2 separate regions of the Homo sapiens genome follow, and region 1 is linked to region 2. Evidence: read pairs that join two places in POLR2A ChIA-PET (ENCODE). Cell type or tissue: HepG2. All regions are shown on one strand. Each heading gives the region's core, and the rest is flanking DNA. Links, peaks and the distances in the headings are about the cores only.

Evidence for each region. Peaks named below come from ENCODE experiments on the same cell type or tissue, not always from the same donor. Only the 100,000 strongest peaks of a DNase experiment are listed, where the experiment ranks them.
Region 1: POLR2A ChIA-PET joins it to region 2 with 5 read pairs; 10 of 35 experiments call an interaction of 5 or more read pairs at or near these places.

What each region holds. Positions count from the first base shown.
Region 1 is chr16:1,878,421-1,883,792 of GRCh38, forward strand. It overlaps LINC00254 (long intergenic non-protein coding RNA 254), which reads right to left. Exons shown (of 3, transcript NR_033914.1): 2 at 4,776-4,876; 3 at 1-290. Among named protein-coding and RNA genes, the nearest start is that of LINC00254, 3.1 kb to the right of the region's middle. In HepG2, for the core only: no CTCF peak of the experiment used is centred there; no DNase peak of the experiment used is centred there; H3K27me3 peaks cover 368 bases.
Region 2 is chr16:1,932,421-1,937,792 of GRCh38, forward strand. No RefSeq gene overlaps it. Among named protein-coding and RNA genes, the nearest start is that of MSRB1, 8.1 kb to the right of the region's middle. In HepG2, for the core only: no CTCF peak of the experiment used is centred there; a DNase peak (open chromatin) is centred at 3,091.

The DNA.
Region 1 (5,372 bases), core at 129-5,128, 54 kb before region 2:
GTCTGGTCAAAAGTCTCAGCCTTGCCACTAATTAGCTGTGTCACTCAAGCATCTGAACTTCATTTTCCTTATCTGTCAAAAATGAAAAGTTTGGACAGATCCAGTGGGACGAAGATGAACACAAAATACGCGCCCTGTGGGAAACGTGATGTATTTATTTGCTTATATGTCCCACTCTCCTCCCAGACTGAAGCTCCTATTGCTAAGGTAGCACCTCCTGCATAGCTGGTGTTTACTGAGGGGATCATTCAATACTCGTAAGTAATATCCGCGTCTGATATGTAACAAAGCTGCAAAAAAAGGGGAGAAGGCATTAAATTCACTTGATAGGGCATATCTAGGTTGCTGCATGCTATGACAGGGAGACTGGCAGATTGGTACCATAGCGCTTGCTGCTAGTTTTAGCCCTTAATTTAATTTGCTGTATGATCAGCTGGGTGTGGTGGCTCATGTCTATAATCCCAGTACTTTGGGAGGCCGAGACTTGAGCCCAGGACTTCGAGACCAACCTGGGCAACCCAGTGAGACCCCATCTCTACAAAAAAAAAAAAAAAAAATTAGCCAGACGTGGTGGTGCACGCATGTAGTCCCAGCTACTCTGGAGGCTGAGGTGGGAAGATCACTTGAGCTGGGGAGGTTGAGGCTGCAGTGAGCTGTGATCGCACCACTGAACTCCAGCCTGGGTGACAGAGCAACACCCTGTCTGAAAAAATAACAGTAATAATAATTTGGCCAGGCGCAGTGGCTCGAGCCTGTAATCGCAGCACTTTGGGGGGCCAAGGTGAGCAGATCACCTGAGGTCAGGAGTTCGAGACCAGCCTGACCAACATGGTGAAACCCCATCTCTACTAAAAATACAAAATTAGCCGGGCGTGGTGGCCCACGTCTGTAATCTCAGTTACTAAGGAGGCTGAGGCAGGAGAATCGCTTGAACCTGGGAGGCGCAGGTTGCAATGAGCTGAGATCACACCATTGCACTCCAGCCTGGGCCACAAGAGCAAAACTCCATCTCAAAAAAATAAATATAAATAAAATAATAATAATAATAATAATTTGCTGTAAGATCTTAGAAGTTACTTCCCTAGAACCTTAAAACAATGTGTAAAATGTAGATAAACATAACTCCCTTAAAAAGCTCATAAAGGTCAAAGTTAGCATACTCTGAAATAATGGATGGGAAAATATGAAAGGCTACATTCTGTGGATAACTGTTACTAACATGGGTTGCATAAGACTGTACCTGCTGAACTGGCTTTACCATTCATTCCCCTCTTTCAGTTCATATTTTCCTTCAATTAAGTAGGGAAAAAAAAACAAAAGAAGCAGAGAATAGTCACTGTTAATAGACCAGCTTCCTCGGTGTGTCCATTCCTCCCACCACCTTCCTTCTTGGGGCTCACATGCAAATGGCCCCAGAGGGCTCATGGCCACAGCAGCGTTCTATAGGTGTCCTAGTTCCACTCAAGGGACACCCACAGCTCACAAAGTGGGAAATTCTTTCCCTTGTATTGGTTTCTAACACTTTTAACATCACATTTTCGCCAGGCATGCCAGCGCTGTAATCCCAGCACTGTGAGAGGCCAAGGCGGGAAGATTGCTTGATCCCAGGAGTTCGAGACCAGCCTTGGCAACATGGCAAAACACCATCTCCACAAAATCAAAAAATTAGCTGGGTGTGGTGTGTGTGCCTGTAATCCCAGCACTTTGGGAGGCTGCAGTGGGAGGATCCCCAGAGCCCAGCAGTTCAAGGTTGCAGCGAGCCGTGATCGCAGCACTGCACTCCAGCCTGGGCCACACAGCAACATCCTGTCTCAAAAAAAAAAAAAAATTTATTTTTCTCCACCTTTTTCTTTTTTTCAGGAGGCATCTCAATTGTTTCTTTCTTTTTTTTTTTTTTTTTTTTTTTTGAGACGGAGTCTCGCTCTCTCGCCAGGCTGGAATGCAATGGCGAGATCTCGGCTCACTGCAACCTCCGCCTCCCGGGTTCACATCATTCTCCTACCTCAGCCTCCCGAGTAGCTGGGATTACAGGCATGGGTCACCACACCCAGCTAATTTTTGTATTTTTAGTACAGACAGGGTTTCACCATGTTGGCCAGAATGGTCTCGATCTCTTGACCTCGTGATCCGCCTGCCTTGGCCTCTCAAAGTGCTGGGATTACAGGCGTGAGCCACCACGCCCAGCCACTTTTTTCTTAAAAAACCAGAAAAGCTTCCTCAGTATATAGTAGTCCCAGCTACTCAGGAGGCTGAGGCAGGAGAATCGCTTGAACCCGGGAGGCAGAGGTTGCAGTGAGCCAAGATCAGGTCATTGCACTCCAGCCTGGGCGACAGAGTGAGATTCCGCCTCAAAAAAAAAAAAATTAAATTACGAGTCCTCTCATTTCACTTTGTAAATTCTCGTTTGAAGTGTAGACAAGTGTCAAAGTATTTCACCAGCACATGAGGCAAATACAACTTTGTAATGTGACTTTGATCAACCTTTGAGGTTAAAATTTTACTTGGTAACGTTTCCTAAATAATTAAAATATATTTTCTAAGAGGCAGAATAAACAGGTGAATAAAATTCTTGCCTGCAAAGTGTGCAGTGTGGATGACAGCAACGTGAGCTCCCGTGGGAACATGGTGCTAATCTTGAAAAAATTACTTTGTGAATTACTGGATGCTATTGGGACCCTGTATTTGTGTTATCAGCAAATAAAGAAGTGATTCTCTCTGGGAATATTAGCCACAGTAAAATGTTCTAGACATCTCTTTATTAATTAAACAAGAGAAAAGGTAATTATAGTCTCTGCTAGGTCCCTTAAATCATTTCCTTTTTTAAAATGTCTTTTTATTTTGAGACAGGGTCTCATTCTGTTGTCCAGGCTGGAGTGCAGTGGCACGAACATGGCTCATTGTAGCCTTGAACTCCTGGGCTCAGGTGATCCTCCGACCTTGGCCTCCCGAGTAGCTGAAATTACAGGCATGCACCACCATGCCCGGCTAAGTTTTTTTAATTGAGATGGAGTCTCGCTTTGTCACCCAGGGTGGAGTGCAGTGGCGTGATCTCTGCTCACTGCAACCTCTGCAGCCTGAGTTCAAGCGATTCTCGTGCCTCAGCCTCCCAAGTAGCTGGGACGACAGGCATGCACCAACACACTCAGTTATTATTTTTGTGTGTGTGTATTTTTAGTAGAAAGGGGGTTTCGTCATGTTGATCAGGTCATTCTCAAACTCCTGACCTCAGGTGATCTGCCCGCCTCGGCCTCCCAGCATGCTGGGATCACAGGTGTGAGCCACTGCGCCCGGCTGTGCCTGGCTGTACCCGGCTAATTTTTGTATTTTTTTGTACAGACAGGGTTTTGTCATGTTGCCTGGGCTAGTCTCAAACTCCTGGGCTCAAGCAATCTGCCTGCCTTGGCCTCCCAAAGTGCTGGGATTTCAGGTGTGAGCCACTGCAGTGGCCTACTATTGTTATTTTTAGTAGAGATAAGGCATTGCTACGTTGCCCAGGCTGGTCTCAAACTCCTGGCTCAAGCGATCCTCCCACATCAGCCTCCCAAAGCTCTGGGATTATAGGCGTGAGCCACTCCACCTGGCCTCGGCATCCTGTATTTTATCTTGCAACTGTGAGGCAGGTGCAGTGGCTGTTGGGAGAAGGTAGTGATGTGGGGGAGAAATAGAACACTAAAACGAACCCCACGGGGAGCGAAAGCGGCCACTGATTCACAAACTATCTAAGGATCAGAGATAATTTCTTTCTTTCCTTTTCTTTTTTTTTTTTTTTGAGACCGAGTCTCGCTCTGTCGCCCAGGCTGGAGTGCAATGGCATGATCTTGGCTCACTGCAACCTCTGCCTCCTAGGTTCAAGCAATTCTCCTGCCTCAGCCTCCTGAGTAGCTGGGATTACAGGTGCCCGCCACCACGCCCAGCTAATTTTTTTGTATTTTTAGTAGAGATAGGGTTTCACCATCTTGGCCAGGCTGGTCTTGAACTCCTGACCTCAGGTGATCTACCCGCCTCAGCCTCCCAAAGTGCTGGGATTACAGGCGTGAGCCACCATGCCCAGCCACCTGGCCTTTATTTTTAAATTGTGATAAAATATGCTAACATGCTTGAGCCCAGGAGTTTGAGACCAGCCTGGGAAACATTAGTGAGACCCTGTCGCTACCAAAAAAAAAAAAAAAAGCATAACAAAATGTACCACTGAAACTTTTTTTTTTTTTTTTTTGAGATGGAATCTCACTCTGTCACCCAGGCTGGAGTACAGTGGCGCGATCTCGGCTCACTGCAACCTCCACCTCCGGGGTTCAAGCGATTCTCCTGCCTCAACCTCCCGAGTAGCTGGGATTACAGGTACATACCACCACGCCCGGCTAATTTTTTGTATTTTTAGTATAGACGGGATTTTACCATGTTGGCCAGCCTGGTCTCGACCTCCTGACCTCAGGTGATCCACCCGCCTCGGTCTCCCAAAGTGCTGGGATGACAGGCGTGAGCCACCGCGCCCGACTGGCCTAAACCATTTTTAAGGGCGTAAGTCAGTGCCACTATGTACATTAATAAGGTTGTATCACCATCATCATTGTCTATTTCCAGAATGTTTCCATCATCCCAAATAGAATTCAATCTTTAATACTCAAATATTTTAAAATTAAAATAAAGAACACTGAGACGAAGATAAACTAAATCCAGCTGGGCAACTTTTTCTTCTGAATAGGCAGACTCTCACTATCATATCAAACTTATATTCGTGGACATATATTCGTGTTGCAAACTCTGGAAGCACTCACCGAAGCAGATAAAGGCTTTTCAGAGGTTAATGGCCTGTGATGAGTCTTGCAACTAGACCGTGAATCCATCATTCCTGATTCTCACTCCTAATGACATTTTACTGGGTTGTCCAATGAGTTAATAAATGAAAAATTATATTAAAACTTATAAATGCAACATGTACCCTCTATCAGTATTTCCCATCATAAAATAATACTTTAAAAGTGAATTTGAGCCAGCTGCAGTGGCTCACACCTGTAATCCCAGCACTTTGGGAGACCGAGGTGGGTGGATCACCTGAGATCAGGAGTTGGAGATCAGCCTGGCCAACATGGTGAAACCCCATCTCTACTAAAAATACAAAAAATTAGCTGGGCATGGCGGCGCATGCCTGTAATCCCAGCTACTCAGGAGGGTGAGGCAGGAGAATCGCTTGAACCCGGGAGGTGGAGGTTACAGTGAGCCAAGATCAAGCCATTGCACTCCAGCCTGGGCAACAAGAGCAAAACTCCATCTCAAGAAAAAAGAAAAACAAGGTGAATTTGGGCTGAATGCGGCGGCTCATGCCTGTAATCCCAGCACTTTGGAAAGCCAAGGAGGGAGGATCAGTTGAGCCC
Region 2 (5,372 bases), core at 98-5,097:
ACAGGACCTGCCCACAGAGCCCTTCCCAGAGCCACTGCTCCTCCTGCAGGGAGAAGCAGAAAGGGACAGGTGTGGGCATAGAGGACCTGAACTGGCTGCCTAGAACAGTATTGGGAGCCCTGTGCACCCCCTGCCAGACCCGCCATCACCAAATGACTCAGCATGGCAGGACAAGGACCCTGATCAGAGGCCACTGGCAGCCGGCCACATGTGGCCTGGAGTGGCTCAGGTCCCTGGCGGCAGAGGACACAGGGCTTCTCCCAGCTGTGTGGCCTCAGACTAATCGCGTTCTCTGAGTCCCCCTTGTCTCCCCAGAAGAATGAGGCTAAGGAGAGTACCTGCTGCACTGGGGTCAGTCGCTGCAGCGGGCCTGCTCTCACCTGCTGGACTAGGGGGTGGGCAGGCCACAGGCTGGGCTAGGACAGTGCCCGAGAGCCAACGAAGACACTGGGTGGCCAGGGCAGCCCCAGAGCGGGCTCCACTTTAGCTGGTGGCCAGCGTCGGACACACTGGGGTCCAGGTGTAAAAAAATCAGGGCATGGGTGGGAGCTGGAATCAGGGGTTGAGAGACACCCCCCTGCTCTCCGCAGCTCCAGGGAGATTCTGGCAGCTAGCCTCAGTTCTGGCCCCCAGCAGGGCAGAGATGGAGACATTTGCTAGAACAGGAGGCTGCCACAGCACATGCTGGGGGAGGGGCAAGCAGCAGGAAGCCCCTTCTGGGTACGGTCCTCCCCGAAGGGCCCTTGGTGCTTTCATCAACACTGACTCTTCCCAGCACCCGCCCCACGCGCCCCTACCTCTAGACGGAGAGCCCACTGGCCAGCAGCGCCAGGAGTCAGGCCTCTGACCCACAGGGCAGTGCACACAGCACCCATTCAACTGTAGCATCCCCTGCCCGCCCCGGGTGGCTCTCCTGTGCCCTCATCCAACCGGAAGACAGGCTGGGTGCCACTAAGGGAGGCACAAAGAGAGGAAAGTCGAATGTCCCGCCCAAGATCAGGGTCACGCAAGCAGTCCGAGGCCAGCAAGGGAGACAGCGGCCTCTGCCACGGCACTGACTCCACGTCAGAGCAGGGACTGCTAGACCGGGCTGCGGAGGGGCTGGCAGGTGACAGAGTCAGCTCCGTGAGGGGTGAGCAGGCTGAAGGGGCTGGCAGCACGGCTGGCCTCTCCCCGGTCTCCACTGTGGCCTGTACTGCAGGCACTGCCCCTCCTGTGGGGGGACGCTGCCTTCCATTGAGGGTGCCTCTTCCAATTGTACACCCGGAACCGGGGATGACCACGGGACAGGTCCACTGGGATCGGACCCGAGCCAACGCTCCCTCAGTCACTGGGCCTTCATAAGCCCCTACTCTGACCCAGTGACGTCTGACTCCAGAGTTAGCATCGGTTCAGAGCCAGCATCCAGGAGTCCCCAGAAGGTCTCATGATCTCCTTTTCCCCAGTGCACTGCCATAGAGATCCCTTTGGAGAAGGCTGGGAAAAGACGAACAGGATAAATTTGGGGGGTCCTTCCTCAAGGCACCCTGGTCCCCTCCATACAGCGGTGTGGGTCTGAATGGAGGTTTTAGGTCTGTGACCTGGCTCCAGTCTGGGAATTCACTGAGGGCCGTGGTTCTGGTTTTTCTCGGGAGATGGGTTTTTTGTTTGTTTGATTGGTTGGGGTTTTTTTTTTTTTTTTTTTTTTTTGAGACGGAGTCCCGCTCTGTTGCCCAGGCTGGAGTGCGGTGGCGCGATCTCCGCTCACTGCAAGCTCCGCCTCCCGGGTTCACGCCATCCTCCTGCCTCAGCCTCCGGAGTAGCTGGGACTACAGGCGCCCGCCACCACGCCCGGCTAATTTTTTTGTATTTTTAGTACAGATGGGGTTTCACCGTGTTAGCCAGGATGGTCTCGATCTCCTGACCTCGTGATCCACCTGCTTCAGCCTCCCAAAGTGCTGGGATTACAGGCGTGAGCCACCGCGCCTGGATGTTTTGTTGTTGTTGTTGTTGTTTTTGTTTTTGTTTTTGACGGAGTCTCGCTCTTGTTCCCCAGGCTGGAGTGCAATGGCGCAACCTCAGCTCACTGCAACCTCCACCTCCCAGCTTCAAGCAATTCTCTTGCCTCAGCCTCCCGAGTAGCTGGGATTACAGGCACCCGCCACCACGCCCGGCTAATTTTTGTATTTTTAGTAGAGACTGGGTTTCACCATTTTGGCCAGGCTGGTCTAGAACTCCTAACTTCAGGTGATCCTCCCACCTTGGCCTCCCAAAGTGCTGGGATTACAGGGGTGAGCCACCACGTCCGGCTGGAGGGTTGTTTTTTTTTGAGACAGGGTCTCACTCTGTCACCCAGGCTGGACTGCAGTGGCATGATCAAGGCTCACTGCAGCCTCAGCCTCCTGGGCTCAAGCAATTCTCCTGCCTCAGCCTCCTGAGTAGCTGGGACTACAGGTGTGTGCCACCGTGCCTAGTTAATTTTTGTATTTTTTGTAGAGATGGCAGGGGTGGGGGTCTCAGTATGTTGCCTAGGCCGGTCTCAAGCTCCTGGGCTCAAGTGATCCTCCTTCCCCGGCCTCCCAAAGTGCTGAGATTACAGGCGTGAGCCACCATGCCCAGCCTAACTCTGGGTTTTTTATTTGTCTTAGACTTTTGTTCACTTGACCTAGAACTCTTCTGCTTACACAGATTAAGTAAGATTCAGTCAGCCTGGTGCGGTGGCTCATGTAATCCCTGCACTTTGGGAGGCCGAGGCAGGAGGATCACCTGAGGTCAGGAGTTCGAGACCAGCCTGGCCAACTTGGTGAAACCGCGTCTCTACTAAAAATACAAGAATTAGCCGGGAGTGGTGGCGCATTCCTGTAGTCCCAGCTACTCCGGAGGCTGAGGCAGGAGAATTGCTTGAACCCGGGAGGCAGAGGTTGCAGTGAGCGAAGATCGCGCCCCTACACTCCAGCCAGGGCGACAGAGTGAGAATCTGTCTCCAGGAAAAAAAAAAAAAAAAAAAAAGAGTTCAGTCGGCTTCTGTCTATTTCACTTCTGGGAACACCATGATCCACAAGTCAACGCTGTGGGTCTCTGTGAGTCAGACTATTGTGATCGCTGGTTCACCTCTGCTGTGCACTGCAGCGGCCACGCCCACCTTGTTTTGAGCCTTTGAGCCCTGCCACCTGGCCCCTGCCCCCCAGGGGATCCACTTATTCCCCTGCACGTAGGTTTCCCAACCCAGGGACTGCAGTTGCCACTGTAATTCCAGATCTGCTGGAGAAAGGCCATCACAGAGCTCATGAAGGAGGAGTGTTCCCCTCACAAATTTATTTCTCGTGGGGGTGGTAAGAGGTGTGTCCTCTCTCCTCTCCAGGGGTGGGTGAGTAGGTCTCAAAAGATAAATCCACTCTGACACTCCAACCTCCCCAAGCCTTTGAGTCCCATCCTCTGCCACGCAGAGAGGCAGGCCTGGCATTTCAGCCTCACTTTGTGTAGGTCACTTTTTGGTCTGTGTTGTAGCTCACCAACCAACCAGTCAAACCCCAGCAGTGGTAGCACGAGGTCCAGAACCTCTGCTTAGTGGGCCCGTATCAATAAACGCAACCTGACCCAATTTTTTGTTCCTTTCCCCATTATCCCTACTGTAGGGTCTCCTGGTTCCCCCTGCTTTTTTTTTCTTTTCTTTTCTTTTTTTTTTTTTTTTGAGACAGAGTCTCGCTCTGTCGCCCAGGCTGGAGTGCAGTGGTGTAATCTCAGCTCACTGCAACCTCCACCTCCCAGATTCAAGTGATTCTCATCCCTCAGCCTCCCAAGTAGCTGGGATTACAGGCATGCGCCACCACACCCAGCTAATTTTTGTATTTTTAGTAGAGATAGGGTTTCACCGTGTTGGCCAGGCTGGTCTTGAACTCCCGACCTCAGGTGATCCACCCATCTCAGCCTCCCAAAGTGCTGGGATGACGGGCATGAGCCACCACACCTGGCCTCCCCTGCTTTCTTTCTGTGTCCTGACCAAGAATCACAAAGTGCAGCCAGGCATGTGGCTCACGCCTGTAATCCCAGCACTTTGGGGGACTGAGGCAGGAGGATTGTTTGAGCCTAGGAATTCAAGACCAGCCTGGGTGAGATGGTAAGGCCCTATCTCTAATTTTTTAAAAATTAAATTAAAAAATTCTAGGCTGGGTGCAGTGTTCGAGATCAGCCTCGCCAACATGGCGAAACCCTATCTCTACTAAAAATACAAAAATTAGCCAGGCATACTGGCGAGCGCCTGTAATCCCAGCTACTCAAGAGGCTGAGGCACAAGAATTGCTTGAACCCAGGCGTGAGACGGAGGCTGCAGTGAGCCGAGATCTCACCACTGCACTCCAGCCTAAATGACAGACCAAGACTCTGTCTCCAAAAAAAAAAAAAAAAAAAAAAATCTAGGTTGTGGGCTAAAACACTGAAAGAAACTGGCCCAGCCCTGAGCCAAATCCCTTAAACTTCCATATCCACTCCACACCGTGTCCCCTTGCTGCAGAGATATCAAGGGAGGGCACCTCTTCTCTCTCGCTTTTGTTGCAAGGATACGCTGCGGCCTTCTGTAAGTCCCCCTAATAAATGCTCTGGAGTGCTCACCCTGGCGTTTAGCGTTCCTTAGTTCAGATCCCAACTGGCCCCATCTTGCAATGCTTTGGGGCCATCCTGTGCCCTTTGGGGCACTCCTGGCCACCGCTTTTGGGGCGATGCCAGCTGTGGGTTCTGCAGGGTGAAACATCCACCCTTAAAATCCACTCCCACATGCTCCCCGGATTTCTGTGGGTATAAATTGGGAAAATGGTGCATTTCTTGTGGAGCCTTGTTCCGTGCCCTCCAGGGCCTGGGGCAGGCCCCATGTGTGCTGAGCCTGTGCACATGCTGTGCCCATCACTGCTGAGCTAAGCCCTCCTGAGTCCCCCTCCCTGACCCCTGGAGCTTCCTCCACACATCCTAGCATCATTACTCTGCTGCAGTTGCTCCCAGCCCTATCATCTTCTGACACTACCTCACTACCAGGTCTCCCCAGCTATGCTGTGAGACCTTGAGCGCGGGGTCTCACCTATCTCGTTCACAGCTGCACCCCCAGCCATATTTTTTTTTGCAAATATTTACTGAAAGGATACTCAGTAAATATTTGCAAAAAAAGGTTTTTGGGGGGTTTTTTTTGGAGGCACAGTCTCTGTTGCCCAGGCTGGAATGCAGTGGCAGGATCTCATGTCACTGCAACCTCTGCCTCCTGGGTTCAAGCCATTCTCCCACCTCAGCCTCCCGAGTAGCCAGGATTACAGGTGTGTGCCACCACGCCTGGCTAATTTTCATATTTTTTAAGTAGAGACGGGGTTTCCTCATGTTGGCCAGGCTGGTTTTGAACCCCTGACCTCAGG